2 separate regions of the Homo sapiens genome follow, and region 2 is linked to region 1. A link is a contact called in ENCODE Hi-C or POLR2A ChIA-PET data. All regions are on one chromosome and are shown on one strand. Each heading gives the region's core, a stretch centred on a gene start or an enhancer-like site at or near the end of the contact. The rest is flanking DNA. Distances are from core to core; before and after follow the strand shown.

The links. A loop is a pair of places that touch in the nucleus more often than their neighbours do. ChIA-PET counts read pairs that join two places held with the same protein, here RNA polymerase II (POLR2A). Pooled maps may share reads with other maps.
Region 2: a loop to region 1 is called in a map with no recorded cell type, with 4 times the contacts of the local background. The contact joins two enhancer-like sites. A Hi-C loop is called at or near these places in 1 of 37 single-sample maps with no recorded cell type and 2 of 50 pooled maps. POLR2A ChIA-PET finds 5 or more read pairs at or near these places in 2 of 52 experiments (activated CD8-positive, alpha-beta memory T cell and activated T-cell).

What each region holds. Positions count from the first base shown.
Region 1 is chr5:87,209,493-87,212,388 of GRCh38, reverse strand. The region is part of intron 2 of LOC101929380 (a long non-coding RNA gene); the gene reads right to left. Among named protein-coding and RNA genes, the nearest start is that of LINC01949, 28 kb to the left of the region's middle. Within about 2 kb of position 1,453, at least 2 of the 41 ENCODE cell types and tissues checked have a DNase peak (open chromatin) inside an H3K27ac peak, as active enhancers do.
Region 2 is chr5:87,339,429-87,342,324 of GRCh38, reverse strand. It overlaps RASA1 (RAS p21 protein activator 1), which reads right to left. Exons shown (of 25, transcript NM_002890.3): 6 at 1,004-1,035. It also overlaps a transcript of CCNH not described here. Among named protein-coding and RNA genes, the nearest start is that of CCNH, 72 kb to the left of the region's middle. Within about 2 kb of position 1,489, at least 4 of the 41 ENCODE cell types and tissues checked have a DNase peak (open chromatin) inside an H3K27ac peak, as active enhancers do.

The DNA of each region.
Region 1 (2,896 bases), core at 204-2,703:
TGCAGGGACATGGATGAAGTTGGAAACCATCACTCTCAGCAAACTAACACAGGAACAGAAAACCAAACGCTGCATGTTCTCACTTATAAGTGGGAGTTGAACAATGAGAACACATGGACACAGGGAGGGGAAGATCACACACCAGGGCCTGTTGCTGGGTGGGGGCAAAGGGAGGGATAGCATTCAGAGAAATACCTAATGTAGATGGTTGACAGGTGCAGCAAACCACCATGGCACATGTATACCTATGTAACAAACCTGCATGTTCTGCACATGTATCCCAGAATTTAAAGTATAATAAAAATTATTTTTCTTTATGTAAATGTATTAAGTAAAAACTGAATCAATTTCAGAAAAAGATGATAGTATTGGTGATACTAAGACGAGGCAAAAAGTGAAGAGGAGACAGAAATGACTGAGGATTGGCAAACATTGGCATAGAATAATAAGAAACTTGACCTAGTTGTCTGAAGGAGATTCTGGCAACTAACTTATTAGCTAACCTTGGGCCCATCACTAAATGATTCTGGTTTCAGTTTTCATATCCTCTAATTGAACAGTTTGAGCTAGATAATCTCTAAGATATTTTTTAGGAATAAACTGCAGAATATAATTATAATGTTAATAAAGATGAAGGTGAGGGTAAGATTAAGATAAATTTTACTGGCTGGAAATATGTCTTCAGGCCAATTAGATTTTGTGCCTTTGATTTTCAGGTGAGTCTCTCCAGAGGCACAGTGATCAAGTCAGCTAAATTTATTATTTGTGTATTCCCTCTCTCTTTTTATGACTTTTCCTTCTCCTTGGTCTCTTCTAAGTAGCCAATTTCTGCTTGATTCTCCAGTCTACCCAGAGAACTCTGAGGCCCCAACAGTCATCCCAATCTGAGGTTTCTAGGGTGGGTCTAACTTCTGTCTTTCTTACTGTTCTTTCTAATCAGAGTGCACCTATATTGGTGAACTGGCACTATTGGGACTATTTCTGCCCCCATACCTCCATGTTTTTTTGTTTAGTTTTGTTTTTAAAGGAATCCTCTATGTTCCAAGCCTAATCCTGAGGCAGTCCCATCACAGCCTCCAGGTATGGGATGGCAAAATATTTGCCAGAAATTCCCCCTGATAATTTTGGCATTCAGTCAGGTTGTGCCTCTGAAAGACTCACTATACAATGTAAAGTAAGCCCATTTTCCATTCACATATTTAACTGTACTTTTCTCTTCTACATTTTTAGTCAAAGATTGATTTTTGGTACAGGTATTCATACAAATTCAGTCCACTTTCGACTGAGATCAATGTGGGTTTCCCAACTACATTTTTTTTTTCATCTAGCTATGCTATATGTGATTTTGTTTCTACCACATTAGAGAGTTTTTATTTCTTCTTGGTTGGCTGGCTTCCCAGTAGATCCAGATATTGAAAAACAGGTTAGATTAGTTTAGTCCATGTCTGTCAAGCTCAAGTTCTTGAGGTGGAGGAAATGATTTAAATAAATCTCACTCATTTTGAAACAGCTCTATCAAAGGCTGTCTACAGAATAAGGCCTGTCGATTTCAAAATTACTATCATAAATGAATACCATGGCAGTCTGCTGCCAAATTTTAAAATTTCCTTTAGGTGTCTGTTTGCCAAATCTAAATACCAGCCTTTCATCACCATTTAATTAAAAAAATCTAGAATATGAAAATTCAATGAGAACTATTTCTGCTTATTTGTCTATATGAGTGCTTTTATTTATATTTAAGAAAAATATTGCAAGTATAAATCACCCAAAATACACAATTTGTATGAGGATCACCTCCAAAAGGCACTGGCTGTGGAAAAAGTAGTCTCTTTCCCTTTTATATATTATGTGATGCTAACGTTAATTGTTCTTCAATTATAGCTGGACTAGCAAAGCAAGTGTGCTAAGGTAGGTATGAGGAAAAGTGGAATTTGGGAGACTTGTTATACTCAGTTACGATGGGTTTAAATCTGGTTTATAGTTGCTATTATAATTATTTTCTTTTTTTTTAAATTTTAGCCCATTGGTCATAGAAAAGGATTATCTGGGATTGTTTGGCTAACTCAGAGAATTCAAGAGAAGGTTAGGAAGTTTATTTTCCTCCAAGTACATTAATAATAAAATAACAATGACTAAGGGCTTAGTTATGATTATCTGTGCTTTCAGTCCCATTTCTCTTTTGGATGAATGTGAAGCAAAGTTAAAGTAGAAAGCCAAGAAAAGAGCTAACCTCTATCTAGCTCAGATCCTAATTTTTTTTTTTAAAATTCAAGTCATTTATTTGCTCCAGTTAGCTGAATTATATACTGTGCTACAGACCTTATACTCTGACTTCTGGGCTTGGTTCTGTGAGCCTGGGAGGCTGAATAGAAATTAGTAAGTTTGGCGTTTTGGGGGACAAATGATACAGAGATTCAAAATGCACATCCTAAATACCGTCTTGGTCAGGTCACTTCACCTCCCTTAGTCTCAGTTTTCTCATTAGTAAAATAGGAAAATAATACTTCCCTGTAGGGGGTGCTTAGTGTAAAGATTAAAGTTGATTTATATGAAATGCATGATGCTTGGCAATGTCAATGTTTAAAAAATGTTCGTTGTAATAATTCATGTAAGTAACAGTAAGCTATAAGTATAGCCTGTATTATTTGTAGATGTTGGCTGTAATAATTATCATTGTTCAAATCAAAGCCAATTCCTAGTTCTTAGCCTTATGGTAGGACATTTTTCTCTGCTACTGTAATAGTGTTGGAACCATAAACCTTCCTTTTAATTATATGTTATGCAAGTGGAACAATTAGTAATGGCTTTATAAAGATTACAAATCTACTTATAAAATAAATCAACCACATAGGAATACCTTCATTATCCATTTTCTTACACTGGGACCTAATTACTT
Region 2 (2,896 bases), core at 240-2,739, 130 kb before region 1:
CAGCCTAGCATGGTGTTGTGCGCCGGTGGTCCCAGCTACTCAGGAGACTAAGGCAGAGAATCGTTTGAATCCAGGAGGCAGGGGTTGCAGTGAGCAGAGATCGTGCCATTGCACTCCAGCCTGGGCAACAGAGCAAGACTCTGTCTCAAAAAAAAAAAAAAAGAAAAAATAACAAAAAAGAATTTGAAACTCCTGATATAGGTAGAGAGGAGACTTCAAACTAATACAAACAGCAGGGTACAGTCTCACTAATGGAATCTATTTTGTAGCTACAAGAAACAATAAAAATGAACTCAGAATATATCTTACATATTCCACTTACAGAAGGGTGAAGCATTAAACAAGGTGACTGCAAATGGAGTAGTCAGTTGAATGTTTTTATATTCTAATGGTTAGAAAACAGAAAAAGCAAACACTTGAGGCAAGCCTCAAGTTCCATCCCTAAATGCTGAAAGATAAGAAAAAATGTTGTACTGAAAAGATATTAGGAGATGAATAGTCTATTAAAATGTGAGTAAGAGAGAATTGGGATTAATGGTTCAGATCTTCAAAAGAAAACTTACATATACATAAAATCAGTCTGAAGATTATGAAAAAAAAAGACCTTGCTGAATCTTATTAAAATTGTGAAGAACCGTTATTTTGGGGGGATAAAAGATGTGGCTATAAAACAAGAAATACTATGAATAACCAAGAAATACTATGAATAATTTTAAAATGTGCCAAATTGTGACATTCATAATGTTATAAATGTAGTGTTTATTCAAAGTCTTCAGTGTGGTGATAAAAAGAGTTATATTTAGTTATCAGCTACCTTTTATTTAAAAACAAGACTTTATCACTAGATCCTTAAGAAAATATTTAGAAATCAGTTCCCTAAGCCAAATTTAAAAGTTAAGTCAGTCCAAAACCTTAAAAAACAATTTTTTTGGCCAAAGTTTTCCAATTAGTAAATTTACAATATAGATTTTTTTTTTCATTTTAATAATTAACACAAACTCACATTTTTCCTTCATGTGGATCTTCTTCCCGGCCCTAAAGGGAAGACATTAAGACAGTATTTTATATAATTAACTATTAATCAATTTTTATTAAAATTCATGAAAATCGTATCTGCAAACATATCCCCACACTATCCTTATTTATGTTTATATAAAAAAAGATGTTTCTGTTCAGTAAATATCTTTCCAAACCTCTCTTAATCTTTTCTTGTTGCCATTACCCTAACTCAGGCCCTCTTATCGACTTTTCTTAAACAACAGCCCAACTAATATAATTATGTCCTACTCCACCACTCTAATCTGGATACATCAGTTTCAACAGCAGCTGTGCCCTACATTAAGAAAAACCAAACAAAAAAAAAACACCTCTCTACTGCCTACAAATTTCTCATTCTGCAACTGAAGTCGTTTACCACAGGACTCAAGTCTACATTTCCTGTCTCATACTACCAATTGTTTTTTGGTTCCTATACCATGGTCACACATAACTTCCTATTTGCCAATCTCCCACCACTGTAGCTTGTACTTTTTGTTCTTAGAATGTACTTTCCACTTTTTGCTTTCTACTTGTTAGATAAATACCTAACCAATCTGGGAAGGAACTATCTCAAATGCTACCTCTTCAGTAAGACATTCTGAGCCCGTAAAAAGTGAACATCAACTTCTACTTTCAATATAAAAGACATCCCCCTTTTACTATGTTTTGAACTTTATTTTATTCTATATTCCTCTGATTTAAGATACAATAGTGTTACTCATTCCACTATTATGGAGAAAAATGGTCTAACTACATGTGGATTTACTTCTCACAATTTGGTCCTCACTCATTAAATACCTAATCAAACTAAAATCAAACACTCACTGAATGTTACTATATCCAAGGGAGTAGGCTTAAAAAAAAAAACTATAAAAATGAATAGCATTATCATTGTGTCACTGCCCAAAAGGAGTTAATCTCTTGTAGAAGAGTTTTACACAATTATTAATTTTAGACAGTGTAACAGAATGCAGAATTAGCAAGGTGCTATGGAAATACAGAAGGAAACAATTTTGCCTAAGAGACTCCAGAAAGGCATAAATCCTCTGTGAAACAGGGATGACATATGAACTGAGCTCATAAAGATGAATCAAATTTTACAAGGCAATCTATCAGGGCAAGAATGTCAAGGAAGAGGGAAAACTATAAACATAGAAACATTCATTTACTCAACAAACATTTTCTGAATGCCTACTAATGCCAGACACTATTCTAGGCAATGGTAATACATCAGTGAATCAGAGACAAAAATCCCTCCCCTCAGAGAGCATACATTCTAGAGTTAATACATGAAAGTATAAATGTGTTTGGGGAACTGTAATTAGAATTTTAGAAGGAGAAATTCCTTAAATCTAACCACTAACTGAATGCCCGAAACATCTTCACAGACTAGACAATGTCCAAATGGTTTTTCAATCTACAAAGAATTCACTACCCTCTAATAAAGCCCATCATGAAAGTTATTCTACATATTGGAGTGAAAATTGTTTATAAATGACGTGGAATTACTCCACTATTAATTTATAATGTTACTATATTCATTTTTAGCAACCACATCACATTATTCACTCATACTGAGTTGCTAACTTTTTCCTTGATCCCTTGTACTGATGTGAGGTCATGTCTCCTTATTCTGGTTTGGGTTGTTATTATTATTTTTCTGTATACATTGAGTAATTTTCACTTTTCTTTAAAGGTTATCTTGTTAAATTTGATCCAGAATTCCAAGAGCTCAAGAAAAGTTCAACTATAGTGCAATTTCTTGAAGTAATCAGGATGGAGAAGATGGTGGTACAGCAAGGAGAGGGAAACCCAAACTAAAAGTTGTAACTAACAAATTTTATAGGAAAACTATCAT